Regions from separate parts of the Homo sapiens genome. Here region 2 is linked to region 1. A link is an interaction called in ENCODE POLR2A ChIA-PET data of the cell type or tissue named here. Cell type or tissue: Panc1. All regions are shown on one strand. Links, peaks and the distances in the headings refer to the core of each region. The heading gives the core; the rest is flanking DNA. Region 1 overlaps CHN1 (chimerin 1). Region 2 overlaps CHN1 (chimerin 1).

What was found. ChIA-PET counts read pairs that join two places held together with the same protein. Peaks named below come from ENCODE experiments on the same cell type or tissue, not always from the same donor. Only the 100,000 strongest peaks of a DNase experiment are listed, where the experiment ranks them.
Region 2: POLR2A ChIA-PET joins it to region 1 with 8 read pairs; 3 of 35 experiments call an interaction of 5 or more read pairs at or near these places.

The regions. Positions count from the first base shown.
Region 1 is chr2:174,884,363-174,892,560 of GRCh38, reverse strand. All of the region lies in intron 5 of CHN1 (chimerin 1), which reads left to right. Among named protein-coding and RNA genes, the nearest start is that of CHN1, 120 kb to the left of the region's middle. In Panc1, for the core only: no CTCF peak of the experiment used is centred there; no DNase peak of the experiment used is centred there.
Region 2 is chr2:174,994,287-175,002,484 of GRCh38, reverse strand. All of the region lies in intron 1 of CHN1 (chimerin 1), which reads left to right. Among named protein-coding and RNA genes, the nearest start is that of CHN1, 7.0 kb to the left of the region's middle. In Panc1, for the core only: no CTCF peak of the experiment used is centred there; a DNase peak (open chromatin) is centred at 3,924.

The DNA.
Region 1 (8,198 bases), core at 1,657-5,656:
AAAATACAGCAGACTGGGTAATATATAGACAATTGATGTTTATTTCTCATACTACTGGCATCTGGTAAATCCAAGACCACGGTGTTAGCACATTTAGTGTCTGGTGAGGGCCCAGACTGTGCTTCCAAGATGGCAGTCTGAACACTGTGTTCTCACATTGTGAAAGGAACAGAAGGGAAAAAGGGCCAAACCCTGGGTGAAGCCTCTTTTATAAAGGCTTTAATTCCATTTACAAAGTGATTGTTTCATAAAGGCCCCACCTCTTAATACCACTGCATTGGAGATTAAGTTTCAACATTAATTTTGCAGGGGACACAAACATTCAAATAATAACACTTCCTCTTCAAATTTTTAGAAGAGTTTGAGAAGGAATGGCAATTATTCTTTTTTAAATGTTTGGTAGAGTTTTTCACTGAAGCCATCTGGTCCTGTCCTTTTCTTTATTGGGAAGCTGTTGACTGCTGATTCGATGTCCTTGCTAGTTACAGGTCTGTTCAGATTTTCTGTTTCTTTATAATTCAGTCTTGGTAGGTTATATGTTTATGTGAATTAATTCATTTTTAGGTTATCCAGTTTGTTGACATATAATTATTCATAGTAATTTCTTTTACTTTTTATTTTTGTGGCATCAGTTGTAATATTTCTTGTTTCACTTCTGATTTTAGTCTTTGCTATATTTTTCTTAATGGCTTGTCAATTTTGTTGATCTTTTTAAAAAACTAACTCATAGTTGGTTTTTTTTCCTCTGTTGTTTTTCTAGTGTCTATTTTGTTTATTTCAGCTCTAATCACTGCTATTACCTTCCTTTTGCTAACTTTGAGTTTTATTGGTCCTTTTTTTCCCCTAGTTCCTTGAGGTGCAAAATTATTTGATTGAGATCTTTCTTTTTTCATGTAGGTATTTACCACTATAAACTGCCTCTTAGTTCTGCTCTTGCTGCATCCCAAAAGTACGTTGTGTTTTTCTTTTCTTTTTTTTCTTTTTTTTTTTTTGAGATGGAGTCTCGCTCTGTCACCCAGGCTGGAATGCAATGGCATGATCTCGGCTCACTGCAACTTCCACCTCCCGGGTTTGAGCAATTCTGTACCTCAGCCTCCTGAGTAGCTGGGATTACAAGTGCCCACCACCAAGCCCAGCTAATTTTTGTATTTTTAGTAGAGACAGGGTTTCACCATCTTGGCCAGGCTGGTCTTGAACTCCGGACCTCATGATCCACCCATCTCAGCCTCCCAAAGTGCTGGGATTACAGGCATGAGCCACCGCTCCCGGCCTATTTTCATTTGTCTCAAGATATTTTCTAGTTTTCCTTGTGATTTCTTCTTTGACCCATAGTTTTTCCAAGAGTATATTATTTGATTTCCACATATTTGTGAATTTTTTAGTTTTTCTTTTTTCTTTTTTTTTTTTTTTTTTTTTTTTTGAGATGGAGTCTTGCTCTGTCGCCCAAGCTGGAGTGCAGTGGCACTATCTCGGCTCACTGCAAGCTCTGCCTCCCAGGTTCGCACCATTCTCCTGCCTCAGCCTCCCAAGTAGCTGGGACCACAGGCGCCCACTACCACACCCGGCTAATTTTTTTTTTTGTATTTTTAGTAGAGACAGGGTTTCACCGTGTTAGCCCTACCGTGTTAGTTTTTCTACTGCTATTGATATCTGGTTTCACTTCATTGTGATCAGAAAAGATACTTGGTATGATTTAAGCCTTCTTAAATTTTTTAAGACTTGTTTTGAGGCCTAACACATGATCTAACCTGGAGAATATTCCATGTATATGTGAGAAGAATGTGCATTCTTCTGCTGTTTGGTGGAGTGTTCTGTATGTGCCTATTAGGTTCAGTTGGGGTATAATGCTGTTTAAGTCCTCCTATTCCTTGTTGATTGTCTATCTGGTTTTTCTACTCATTATTAAAGTAGGGTATTGAAATTTCCTGCTATTATGTTACTATGAATTTCTCCTTTCAATTCTGTCAGTGTTAGCTTTGTATATTTGGGTGCTCTAATAGGTGCGTATATATTTTTTCTTCTTCTTCTTCTTTTTAAAGATGGTCTTGCTGTATTGCCCATGCTGGTCCCGAACTTCTGGGCTTAAATGATGCTTCTGCCTCAGCCTCTTGAGTAGCTGGGACTAGGGCAGGTACATGCTACTGTAGCTGGCTAAGTGCCTATAGCCTTATATTTATACTTACTATATCTTCCTGGTGAATTGACCCTTTTATTATCATGTAATGTCCTTCTTTGCCTCTTGTAACAGCTTTTTACTTAGTAAAAGTCTATTTTCCATGATACAAGTATGGTCACCTGCCTTCCTTTGGTTACCATTTGCATGGTGTATCTTTGTCCACCCTTTCACTCTTGGCTTGTGTGTTTTTACATCTAAGGTGAGTCTTTTGTAGACAGTGTATAGTTGCATTTTGCTTGTATATTTATTCAGCCACTCTCTATCTTTCAACTGGAGAGTTTAATCCATTTACATTTAAACTAATTATGGATAATGGAGGACTTACTATTGCCATTTTGTTAATTGTTTTTTGCTTATCTTATAGCTATTGTCTCTCTTCTCTGGTTGCTTTCATTTTTGTTTCATTGTTTTTTTATTGATATGGTTTGATTCCCTTCTCATTTTCTTTTGTGTATTTCATATATATACATACACACACGCGTGCACACACACACACACACACATATTTATTTATTCTGGTTAGAATTCTTCAAGCTTCTTAAATTTGGATTTCTATTTCATTTCCTCAAACTTGGGATATTTCTTCAAATTAGCTCTGCTGCTTTTTCTCTTTCTGGAATTCCCATAATGCATATATTGATACACTTTGTAGTATCCCATAAGTCCCTTAGGATTTCTTCACTTTTTTTGGTTCATTTTTCTCTTTATTCTTTGAGGTCAATAATTTCAAATGACCTGTCTTTAAGTTTGCTGATTCTTTCTTCTGCTTTATAAAGTCTGCTGTTGAATCCCTTTTTAATCCATTTATTGTATTCTTCAGCTATAGAATTTATTGGTTTCTTTTTTATAGTTTCTGTGTCTTTGTTGATTTTATTTTGTCATGCATTTTTTTCCTTGATATTGTTCAGTTGCTTATCTGTGCTGTCTTGTAGATCATTGAATTTCTTTTAGACACTTATTTTGAATTCTTTTTCAGATATTTCATAGATATCCATTTATTTGGGTTTAGTTTCAGGAGATTAATTTTGTTCCATTGATTGTGCTATTTCCTTGTTTCTTCATATGCTTATAAGTTCATTCTTGTTTTTAGCTGAGTGTGTTTGAAAAAAAAACCACCTTTTCCAGCCTTTATGGACTGGTTTCATACAGGAGAAAACCTTTATGAATTAACCTGTGTAGAGATTCTAGGGGCCTCTAAAACCTTTTAGGGGAGATGTGTTTTCTCTGGGCTTGTGTGTGTAATTTCCCAGTTAGAGAGATTTGCTGGTTTCTTTTTCAGGAGCTTTTAATCTCTTGCTCCCTCTGGTATCTGTGAGTAGTTTTGCAGGTTCTTGGTCTACAGCAGCAAGCTGTCCCACTCTCCCCTGAATCAAGTGAGACGTTAGTCCCTTGAATAGCTTCCTGAAAAGTTGGAACACCATATTCATACTCCACTCTTCTCCCTCCCACCTTTTGTGGATTCACACCGGGCTGCACTGGCTTCTCTGTGGCACCATAAGACCTCTTTTGCTGCTGCAAACCATCCTTACATTACCAGTTCCATTAGTGCTTTGAGTGAGTGCCCTGAGGCAAGAGGAAAAACAATCCTTCAAGAAACCCTCTAAAAAGCCAACATTGCATGCATGTTCCACTCTTCTCCCCACTGCTCTCCCCCATCACCCAGAAGCTGCAAGAAGAGCTTAGCTGTGCAGCTTGGGGAAGAGGTTATTGTGGATAAAGTGAAATGGCTCTTCTTACCTTTCAATGCACCTCCTTCTGGGCTTTGCATTTACCTGGAGTACTGCAACTTCTTAACTGGTTTCTGAAGTTCTCTTAAAGGTATTTTGATTTGTTGATATATTACCCTTATCTTATTAAATGCACTGAATGTTTGTTTTGATTTGTCTCCCCTCAAAACCCCATATTGCCCTTTCTTCCTTGAGTATAGTAGAACAGATCTATGAATGCTTCATGTTATCCCCAGGCTACAATCGCCGCCTTATGGTTCTTGTCATCCTTCCGAGTGAGTGTTTCTCCCTCCTCTTGTTCCCCATCTGCTCTTATTTCAGACAATTGTGTAGGTTTTGGCTCAGCTTCTGCTCTCAATTGTGGTCATTCTCCAAGATGCAGATTGACCTTTCCTGCTAGGACTTTCAAAATTTTGCCAAGGGTTCCAATAACTGTTTGCTGCCAGGTTTTTAGGTTCACTAGAAAAAGAAAAAATGTATTTATGACTCAAGTGTTTTGATTTTTAGAGATGGTACCTAATGTACAAGGTTATATATTTGAGTCTCTATTGAACATGTTTTTTTCCTGGTGCTTTTGATCATATAGTTATTAATTTATTTTCTGAAAATATCTTCACATATTCTATAAATATACCTAAGTGCAGGCACTACCTATAGTAAATATTTATAAGTCTATCTGTCTTTAAAAATGAACTAAGGTCCTCCAGGGCAGAAATGAAGTCTTGTACATCTTGGTTTCCTTAAACCTTTTGCAGTGGTTGGCATATACTGGGCTTATTTAGTAGAATTGCATTGAATAATAAATTGTCAGACTTAGAACGCTTTTCTGTGATACAGTTCTTTGCATAAATAGGAAACTGCAGAAATCTATTTTTCATTCCGTTTACGACTCTTGTCTTAGGATCTCTTAAGTAGACAGATATTCATGATTTCTTTGTTATGTTGCTCTAAAAGATACATAGCCTAATTATGGGGCTTTTGATAATCTTTTTGGCCCTGTGATTTTAAATAAATATAGGTGGTTGATTATTCAGAAAATGCCTTGCAGTCAGACAGTCCTGGATGCAAATTCTTTTTTACATTTTCTATATGACTTTAGGCAAGTTACTTTATCTCCCTAAGTTTCAGTTTCCTTATCTATAAGATGAGGATGTAATAATAGTAATACCTCCTAGAGACACTGGAGGGATTATTTGAGTTAATACATACATAGTGCCTAGGATATAACACTCAAAAAGTATTAGATAGTATTATTAAAATAAACACAGAAATACATTCTGTATTACATTTTAAGCCTTTTGCTTATTAGCCATTACAAATCAACAAGTGGTAACTATTGTTATGTTGATAATTCTTTTTTTCATCTAATAGGTTGATTATATCTGATGCCTAATATCTTCATTAGAGAGAAAAAGCTAATTAACCCCAGAAACTAAGTAGCAAATACAAATATGGTTTATTGCTTTTCCATAGTCAGAAATCCTAGTCTAGTTGTATTTAAAGTCTGATAAGAAGAATCGCCATCAGCTTAATGTAATTTTTTATCTTAAAAACTTAGCTATCCAAGCACAAAAGAATACATGTTATGTAATTCCATTTATATAAAATAGAAAATTATAGTAACAGAAGTAACAGAAAACAGATTAAGTGGTTAAATAGGACAACGCCAAACTGCAAAAGGGCATGAGGAAGCCATTGGAGGTATTGGAAATGTTCTGCATCTTGACCATGATAATAATATATGCCAAAACTCATTGAATTGTGCACTTGCAATGGAAGCAGTTTATTCTATGTAAATTATACATTAATAAACTGATTTTTTTAGTAAGACATTTTTTTCTGAGAAAAATGTGATACTTTGCTGATTGTTAATGAACACTAAGTCCTAAACCTAAGGCATGTACTTGACCAAATTTAGGCCTGTGTCTGCTCATTTATAGTAGCATCCTGCCCATATGGAAACCAGACTGTTGGCAGCATCAGACCTCCAAAACATGGTCCTGAAGCTGGAAATAAATGGGAAATGCCTAAATACCCATCACAAAACCCATGCCTTTATTGCAAAAGAGTGCTCAATAATCCCAATCAGAGTCTATTTAAGACAGTTTTATATAAAACTTAATAAATCCTTTTGTCTTGTTTCCAAGCTTACAGTGGATAAAAAGCGAATTGGAAGGAGAACACAGTTAATAACCTGCAAGGAGGATTTAGAAATATAAAACTAGATCTAAGAACTAGAAGTTTAATAATTGGGGTCAATTTAGGTAAGAGAAAGGCAACTCAATACACTACAATAGTCTTTGGGATATTTCTGTATTCAAACACTAATATGTTAATAAACTTGAGTCACCAAGAAAAATGTTAAATTGTATTCCACATATGATACTTAGGATGGTGTAATTTATATGGAAATGATTAAATAAAAGCATTGTATTGTTTAACAGAATTAAATAGGGATCTGAAAAACCTGCATATGAATTTGTGGGTTTGTGTTTATACACACACTCACACTTATACATGTATAGAACTCTATAAGCACTCACACTCATGTTTTACTCTGTGCTTTTGTAGACTTCTGTCATGGTGTGACTTTTTATCCTGACATAGTAGTAACCTCATTTATAATAAGATTTCAATTAGCTTTTAATGGGACTGATCACCAACTCTTGAATATGCCAAGTCTATTATTCAAACATGTTGATTATTTCTAGGCCTACTCTAGTTTTTAAATGATTGGAATGCATGTAAAATACTTTTCTGTAAGTACAAATATAAATTTATGTAGTAGTGGGACACAGTATTTAGTATTGGTCCTGTGGTTTAGTAGTAAAATGAAACATAGTAGGTAGCACAAGTTACTATAATTGGCTCACTAAATTAGAAAAGTTGTTTGTAGGCCAGGCTCACGAATGTAATCCCAGCACTTTTGGAGGCTGAGGCAGGCAGGTCACACGAAGCCAGGAGTTCAAGACCAGCCTGGCCAACATGGCAAAACCCCAACTCTACTAAATATTAGCTGGGCTTGGTGGTGCACGTCTGTAATCCCAGCTACTCGGGATTACTTGAATCAGGGAGGTGGAGGTTGCAGTGAGCCAAGATTATGCCACTGCACTCCAGCCTGAGGTCAGGGAGACTCTGTCTCAGAAAAAAAAGAAAAATTGTATATCACTTATTTACTCCCAAATGTCAATAGAAAAAGCAGCTTCATATTATATAGGTCATCACACTAAGACCATTATGGCTCTGTAAATGGCAAACACTCTATCATGGTAATTATCACTTTTTAAATTATGTCCAGCAAAACTACGGTAACCTGATTATATTTTGGCAGTTATATGTAATTTCTCTCTCTCTATATATATATATTTTTTTTTCTTTTTTTTGAGACCGAGTCTCGCTCTGTCGCCCAAGCTGGAGTGCAGTGGCGTGATCTTGACTCACTGCAACCTCTGCCTCCCGGGTTCAAGCGATTCTCCTGTCTCGTCCTCCTGAGTAGCTGGGACTACGGGCGCCTGGCTGATTTTTTTTTTTTTTAGTAGAGATGGGGTTTCACCATGTTAGCCAGGATGGTCTTGATCTCCTGACCTCGTGATCCGCCCACCTTGGCCTCCCAAAGTGCTGGGATTACAGGCATGAGCCACCGCGCCCGGCTAATTTCTGTGTATTTTCAAAAATTCTTTTTATTGTTACATATAGCTAGCTAACTTAGGGGAAACTATTTATGAAGTCTTTACTAATTCTATTCCACTTACTTAGGAGGCATGATATATGCCAAGTACTATGCCAGTCTCTGGTGCTTTAAAGTAAGTAAAACTAATAACCGATTCTTAAGGACTCATAGGCAATAGTGAACCATTAACAATTTTCAAGAGGGAAAAATCATGTGATAGGATCCCTCAAATGCATAATATTAATTATCACAGTATGTGTCCCGTAATTTTTTCTGTTTTACTGGATACTTAATGTGGGTTTGGCCATTTATGGATGTTGCTGCCAGATGTATATATATGCTGGTACATATAATCACACACATTGTCTAGGATATTACCTAGGAGTAGGATTTATATGTTGTAGGGTATGTATATATTCAACTTTAGTAAATAATACAAAACCCCTTTGTTAAACAATATTGCAGGTACTGGTTATATTAACTGCTCTGTATCCTTGCTGGTACTTAGTATTGTTAGGCTTGTTAAATTTTGCCAGTCTGAGGATTTATTTGCAATTACTGGACTATTTTGTGAGCACCAGTTCTTGGTGTAGGTCTGTTTTCATCCATTGTGTAAATGTGTGTT
Region 2 (8,198 bases), core at 2,410-6,409, 110 kb before region 1:
ACATTTAATTTTTTTCACCTGTTAAGTATATTATAGGAACTCGAATACTTGTTAAATTAAGCTGAATAGTTAAGACTGTTTTATCTCTCATCCTCACTGTTAATCACCTTTGCTGCTTAACATATTTTTAATGCATATTAGTTTTATTTTGGGATAGAAGAACCAGACCCCAATCTTGAAAGATTTTACAGTCTCATTTGGGAATTGAAAATGTGCATTTTTGAAAGCTTAAGAATTTGCACCCGTTTTTCTTCTCCTTTCAAATGAACTCACATCTCATTATCAGCTTCGATATAGTTTTTAAATCCCCCAATTTCAAAAATTATCCAAATGTATTACAGACTCTGCTCGCTCACCTTGCTCATTTTTTCAGCAAACATCTGTCACAGCGTACAAGAGACATGGTCCTCTAGTGGCACTTCAGAGTCTTTTCTAGAACTATAGCGAATGCACCTAATTCACTAATTACCTAATTCCGTATAGTGAGTGGCACTTAACTATTAACTAATTCCGTATAGGCTTTGTGAGAACTTCCTTAGTAGAGAGCACATGTTTTCTAGTAATTACTGGGATAAAAGGAAAGTCTCAGATCCTTGAATATGGGAATTTGTGGCTGGTGTACCTGACAAAATGTCCTGATTGGCCACACCAATAGAGCCTTAGTTGGCAGAGCTGGGTGAATAAGCATTCTGCCAGCTCTTGCCTTGGCAGGAATCTCTGTCATTTATAGCTTAATGGGGCTGTGGTTTATAGCCCAGACCAACTGATGCGATTGGGAACTCAGTTACCGTCGGCTGGGCTGGCTGAACCTTGAATAATGGTCCTCTATCTGGGTAGAGTCACCTCTGGCGTTGCTGCTCACCCTCCTTGCCCCTTATTCTTGTTACCATTTAGTCACCATCTTACTACCATAGATCACTTCTAATAATGCTTATGATTTTGCTATAATTTTGTACCATCTTTCCTCAGACCCTTCTGCCATGGAAACCTTTTCATTATCTCACTTTATTCAGCATCTGTCACTAACCTGACACACCTACCTATGGACATCTTTTGGAGCAATTAAATAGCAATGGCATATTCTTTGTGATGTAGTTAGGAAATTTTCTGATTTCCCATAGGAATGTCCTGAAATTAAAATGTATTTTTTAAAAGACAAGTCAATTGAAGATTTTCATATTTGACTGAAAGCTAATTTTATAGGAAGTTCCCACTTGACTATACTCTCTGCTGACATTTTTATTTTTCAGTTGTCCAAAGAATACAAGAGGCTGGCCCAGTGGTGTGAGCTCATCTGCCTTTTTCAGAATATATTCTTTTCAGCTGTCATTTAAATCATCATCCTTATTTAAATTTTTGTCCATGTTCCTTCTTGTACTGGTGTCAAAACTTAATATTTTAGTCAGACATGGTGGCAATGTGCCTGTAGTCCCTGCTACTCAGGAGGTTGAGGCAAGAGAACTGCTTGAGTTCAGAAGTTCAAGACTGTAGTTGCACTATGATTGTGCCTGTGAATAGCCACTGCACTCCAGTCTGGACAACACAGCAAGACCCTGTCTCTAAAAGAGTAAAAATAAGAAAACCCAGCTGGGCATGGTGGCTCACATCTGTAATGGGTGGCCCATGCCTCCTGGCACTTTGGGGGGCCTAGGCTGGAGGATCACTTGAGCTCAGGAGTTTGAGACCAGCCTGAACAACACAGGGAGATACCATCTCTACAGAAAATAATAATAATAATAAAGCCTGGGTGCAGTGGTTCATGCCTGTAATACCAGCATTTTGGGAGGCCGAGGTGGGTGGATCATTTGAGGTCAGGAGTTCGAGACCAGCCTGGCCAACATGGTGAATCCCCACCTTTACTAAAAATACAAATATTAGCCAAGTGTGGTGGCAGGTGTCTGTAGTCCCAGCTACTTGGGAGGGTGACACAGGAGAATCCCATGAACCCAGGAGGTAGAGGTTACAGTGAGCTGAGATTGTGTCACTGCACTCCAGCCTGGGAGACAGAGCGAGATTTTGTCTCAAAACAAACAAACAAAAAAAATCAGGCCAGGTGTGGTGGATCATGCCTGTAATCTCAGTACTTTGAGAGGCTAAGGTGGATGATCACTTGAGGTCGGGAGTTCAAGACCATGGTTAACATAGCAAAACCATGTCTCTACTAAAAATACAAAAATTAGCCTGGCATGGTGGCACATGCTTGTAGTCCCAGCTACTCTGGAGGCTGAAGCAGGAGAATCGCTTGAACCCCAGGAGGTAGAGGTTGCAGTGAGCTGAGATCACACCACTGCACTCTAGCCTGGGCAACAGAGTGAGACTCCATCTCAAAAAAAAAAAAAAAAAAAAATTAGCCAGGTGTGGTGATGCATGCCTGTGGTTCTAATATTTTAGCTTTAAAGTTTGTCTTTTAATGTGTGGAGAGCTGGTACTATGTAAGAACAATAAAATAATTATAGTTGTTATAACTCTGATAGTCACCATCTGTGTACACTGTAGAGGAATGTTGGCACTGCAGTCTTTTGAGTCACATCTGTCTCTGCAGGTAACCATCCTATAAGCAGCCTAATTTTTGAACATAGAAGACAGTGATATGTATAATTATACAAATTTGACATATTTGTCAATAAAGATTTTAGTTTCTTTTAGATTACTTTTTCTCAACCTTTTAAAAAATCCTCCCTCTCCCGGCCTTTTAGGCCTGTTTTCTAATTGTTCTCCCCATGAAAATTTAATACCAGAGATATACTATGTATCTGTTTATGTACTGTAGATATATCTGCTTTCTGCATAACGTAAATACAGTACTTTTTTTTACCCCAACTCTCCATCTCCTCAACTCATTGAGAATACATGTTTTATACTAATTTAAAGCAATCATAAAATAGTGAGGCAGAAAAATACTGTTTGGTCATGCTTTATATGTTATAATAATAGTTTTAAAGGAATGACATTAGTATAATAAGTTATAGGTTTTTCATAAGATTGTTTTAACCTAGGAATTTACTATCTTGAGAGCAGCCATGACAAAGAGTACCTTGCTGGGGCTGGTGAGGGTGTAGCGTTTCTCCAAGTCCCTCTGATAAAGATGAGGTCCTTTGCTATGGGCAATTGATGTTTTCTCAGTCTTATAGAAAGCATCAATTACAGCATCTTTAGAAGACTTTATTTATCTGAAATATGTAAACTAAATGAAATCACAGAACTTTCTGTGCAAACTCAATTCAAGGCAAGTCCTTGAGCCTGGCCTTGTAACCAAATTACCAGCCATTAGTTATTCTTACATAGAAAATAATTTCTATGAACTTTGATTTTTTTTAATTAATATAATCCTACTATCCTTAAAAATAGGATAGGACAAAACTAAGGAAACAGGGTACAGTATGACCATATTTACATTGAAAAGTCATATTGAATAGAAAAAAAAGCCTGACAAAATAAAGTTATAAATATACATTCCTAATTTGGCTGCTTATTTTTAAAAGAATAGATACTTTGTGAATACACTAAAAACCACTACATTGTACACTTTGAAAGGGTGAGTTTTATGGTATGGGAATTTATGTCAGTAAAGCTGAGATATATTAATTTAAAAAACCACCTGAGCTTTAAAAACAAAGATTAGATAGAAGAAAAGAATGGTTTTATATCCAAGAACCTTTAAGAGCTTTTTACATTTTTAGATTTTTTTTTACTTTTCTTCCTCAAAGAACAAAAAATAAAATTAAAAATTGATAGGTAAAAATGTTCCTACCTGTTTTAAATTTAGAAAAGTAAGCACTTCTTGGAAAGAGCCAATACCCACAGTTGAGAGAATGTGGGAGAAGGGAAGATGAGTCAGGCCAGCATGTCACCAGCTGCTCAGTGGCCTGGCATAGAGCCACCTCATTGTTTTTTATCCAGCAGCGCTGAAAGTGTTTCCTTTCTCTTTCCACTCTGACTCTGACCTTTCGATTCCTTTGGATTGCATATGTTCCGTGGAGTAAGGCAAGCACAAGGATATGTCAGACATATCTCTCCTTGAATAGATTTTTGTGACCACAGACTTGACATTTCAAAACTGAATGAGTCTGAGGCTTTTTAAACTGCAAATTCTTCCTGATTTTTCCCATTTCTGTCATAATCTTCAGCTCTTAAAGTATGTTTTTTTTTTTAATCTCGTATCTTTTTTTTTTTTTTTTTTTTGAGACAGAGTCTCACTCTGTCACCCAGGCTGCAGTGCAGTGGCGCAATCTCAGATCACTGCAACCTCCACCTCCCAGGTTCAAGCAATTCTCCTGCCTCAGCCTTCTGAGTAGCTGGGACCATAGGCATGTGCCACAATGCCTGGCTAATTTTTGCGTATTTAGTAGAGACGGGGTTTTGCCATGTTGGCCAGGCTGGTCTTGAACTCCTGACCTCATGTGATCCACCCATCTCGGCCCCCCAAAGTGCTGGGATTATAGACATGGACCACTGTGCCCGGCCCTATCTTGTATCTTTTTTTTTTTTTTGCGCCCCCGAGACAGAGTCTTACTGTGTCACCCAGGCTGGAGTGCAATGGCATCGTCTCAGCTCACTGCAACCTCTGCCTCCCGGATTTGAGCGATTCTCCTGCATCAGCCTCCCAAGTAGCTGGGACTACCACACCCAGCTAATTTTTGTTGGCCAGGCTGGTCTCGAACTCCTGACCTCGTGATCCTCCCGCCTCGGTCTCCCAAAGTGCTGGGATTACAGACGTGAGCCACCACACCCGGCCTTTTGTATCTTTTATATAGAACTTTGCCATTGTTTTCTGTTCTTTAATGGCTGTGAAGTTACTCTGGTAAAGATGATTTTAGGTTTTGAAGTAGTTGGTGCTAGGTTTGACAGGCAGCAGGTGAGTGGTGTGGATGTCCATTTGAGGAAAATGGAAACATCTGTTTGACTGAAATATTTTTTCCTGCAGACCTCCCATGTAAGTGAAATTTACACTATTAAACATGATTTTTAGCATGTTACCTATGAGGAATTACATGCTGAGCATAGATAAGTACATTCTTTTAGCATGAAAAGATTATTTCAGCTTATGGATGAACAGTCTTAAAGTAGTAAAAACATAGGGCAGGCATTTTGATTGAGGCAATTATACTGTAAGAGAAAAGAAAGTAGAAGTTTTAGAGGGTGGGGCTTTACTAAGAAGGCTTGTAAGAGGTGATGTCATAAGCAAAAGTGTGTGAAAAAGCAGAGGACGTTCGAGGTCTGGGGAAGGAATGGATGATACCGTTAAGTGAGAGAAGGGTGTAGAAACTAGATGAGTACTGTTCTATAATTTTGCCAAGGAGTAGCTTTGAGGCTTTTCCTATTTTGTGATTTGTTTACCCATCTATCTGATGAATATTTAGTGAGTGCCTAATATGTGCGAAGTATGTATTTGTTCCTGCCATCAAGGAATTTATATTTGCAGTGGAGGGAGACAGACAATAAAACATGTATAATGTGCCAGGTGGCAAATGCTTTGAAGAAAAATAGAGGAGAGTGAGGGGTAAGGGGTTACCTGTCTCACAATGTCGGGGGAGAGGGGGTAGGCCTCACAGACAGGTGAATTTTGAGCAGACTTGAAGGAAGTGAGAAACCCATCATATGAAATGGGGAAATTGCCTCATGGAGCAGGCTTTGAAGCAAGGATGTGCTGGGCAGTTTTGAGGAACAGAAGGGCCAGCATGGCTGGAGTGGAGTCAGCAAGGGGAAAGCTGGAGGAGTTGAGGAGAGAGAGGAGAGAGGGCAGCTGGGGGATAGAGAGTACTGGGGTGTATCTCCCATGGCCTGGTAAGGACTTGAGATTTTACTGAGTGAGATGGGATGTCATGGAGGATGGTACTTTCGTAGCATGTAGTGTAGTGGAAAGAGCTTGGATTTGGTGGTAAGGGAGCTATGTTTACTCCTTTCTCTGCCAAGGATCAGCTATATGTTCTAGTGTCAATTTCTTTACAGGTAATCAGGGGCTGTTCCCTTATCCCATCTGTGCAGGAATAAATGAGATTATTTTATAAGGTTCTTAGTATAGTGGTTGAAGATACATAGTAGCTAATATTGTCACCTATATCGTTATTGTAAATATTAACAAAGATTGAAGATACCAGAACAATTTCTCCATTTAACAAGTCTGTTGACCCACTTGAAAAAGTGGTTTTGTAATATTTCTACTTTGTGTGTGTGGCTGAATAAGTGCCATGTGCCATTGCAGACCTGGTTCAGGGGGCTTACAGTGAAGATCAAGTAGGTTTCTGTGATAGTGCTGGCCACTATGACACTTTCTGTTACTCTCTGAAAATGTAAACAATACCCTGTTCAACAGGCAATGTTTGCTTCTCCTTTGGGAGGTAACCCAGACTATACAGTAGTCTCCCCTTATCCTCAGCGGATACATTCCAAGAGCCTCAGTGGATGCCTGAAACTGGATAGTACAGAACCCTATTATCTACTATGTTTTTTCCTATACAAACATAGCGATGGCAAAATTTTAATTTATAAATTAGGTACAGTAAGAGATTAACAGTAACTAATAATAAAATAGAACAATTATAATAGTATGCCAGCATTGCTACTCTTGTACTTTGGGGCCACTGTTAAGTAAAATAAGGGTTATTTGAACATAAGCACTGTGATACTGCTAAAATGGCTACTAAGTGACTTACAAGCACTTTAAGTGGCTACTAAGTGACTTACTAGGTAGTGTCTACAGCATGGATATGCTGGACAAAGGAATTACATTCTTGGCAGCAGGTGTCCCCAACCCCCAAGCCATGGACTTGTGCTGGTTGGTGGCCTTTTAGGAACTGGGCCACACAGCAGGTGAGCAGCAGACAAGAGAGCATTAACACCTGCGCTCCACCCCCTGTCAGATCAGCAATGGCATTAGATTCTCATAGGAGCGTGAACCGTATTGTGAACTGCTCATGTGAGGGATCTGGGTTGCACACTCCTTATGACAATCTAATGCCTGTTGATCTGAGGTGGAGCAGTTGCATCCCAAAACATTCCCTTTGCATGCCCCCATCCCCCCACCGTCCATGGAAAAATTGTCTTCCATGAAACCAGAACCGGTCACTGGTGCCAAAAAGGTTGGGGACCACTGCTTGGTGGGATGGAGCTGTGTAGTGTAAGATTTCATCATGCTGCTCAGAATAGCATGCAACTTAAAAACTTGTGAATTGCTTATTTTCTGGAGTTGTTCATTTAATTTTTTCAGATTGCAGTTGACTGTGCGTAATTGAAACCATGAAAAGTGAAACCTTGGATAAGGATTTCTGTAATCAGTTACATCCCTGCCCTCATAACGCTTAAAATTTATCAAGGACTGTAAACTCAATGTTTGGCACATAATAGGTACTCAATCTAAGCAAATAAATGAAGAAAGAAAGAATAAACATATAACAATACTGTCACTGTATACATGTACCTTGTGAATAACCTTCAATCAATCTAAACATTTACTTTTATGTTTTTTCTTCCTTTATTATTTCACATTTTCCTTGCTTATTATATGAGAGTCTGTAATCGGAAACTTAAACCTGCCTCTTAGAAATTGGTTAGTTTACAATTTACTTCCCTCCTTAAAATCGTCCAGTGGTTCCTTGTCACCATTAAGTCCAAATTCCCTAGCTTGTATATAAGACTATCAAGATAGGACCCTTGACCTGTCTGACTTCATCTCTCACTGTCTCCCACTTAGAGACTGTGCTTCAGCCATGCTGGGCTACTTTCCAGAAAAAATTTTACTTAATGAGCCTTTGGCACCATCATGTCCCTATCCCTTCTTTGCCCTCACCTCTACACATCTTGCAAAACTCAGCTTGAATAATCGTCTCTTCTACCTGGCCTTCCTTTGTGCGTTACCCCTTTTCTGCATCCAGAGTGCCCTATACTACCCATCTCTGCCCTAGCACTTATTGTGTGGTGACGTAATAGTTTATAGTCTCGTGTCCCCCCATTGGATGAAGTTCCCTAATGGGAAAGCTATAGGTTTTTTTCTTTGTATATTTAACAACCGCCACAGTGTCTGCTGCATACCAGCTACTCAATAAATGTTGGATGTTATGGAGTCTACTGTATTTATTAAATTTGGGAGTTGACTGTAAGGCCCAGATCCATATGACATGGACTCCCTGTTTTCCTTTCGTCATTTTCTGTGCATTTTTAAAAATTTAGTAAATGTGTCATTCTGTCATCCCTTGGTTCTA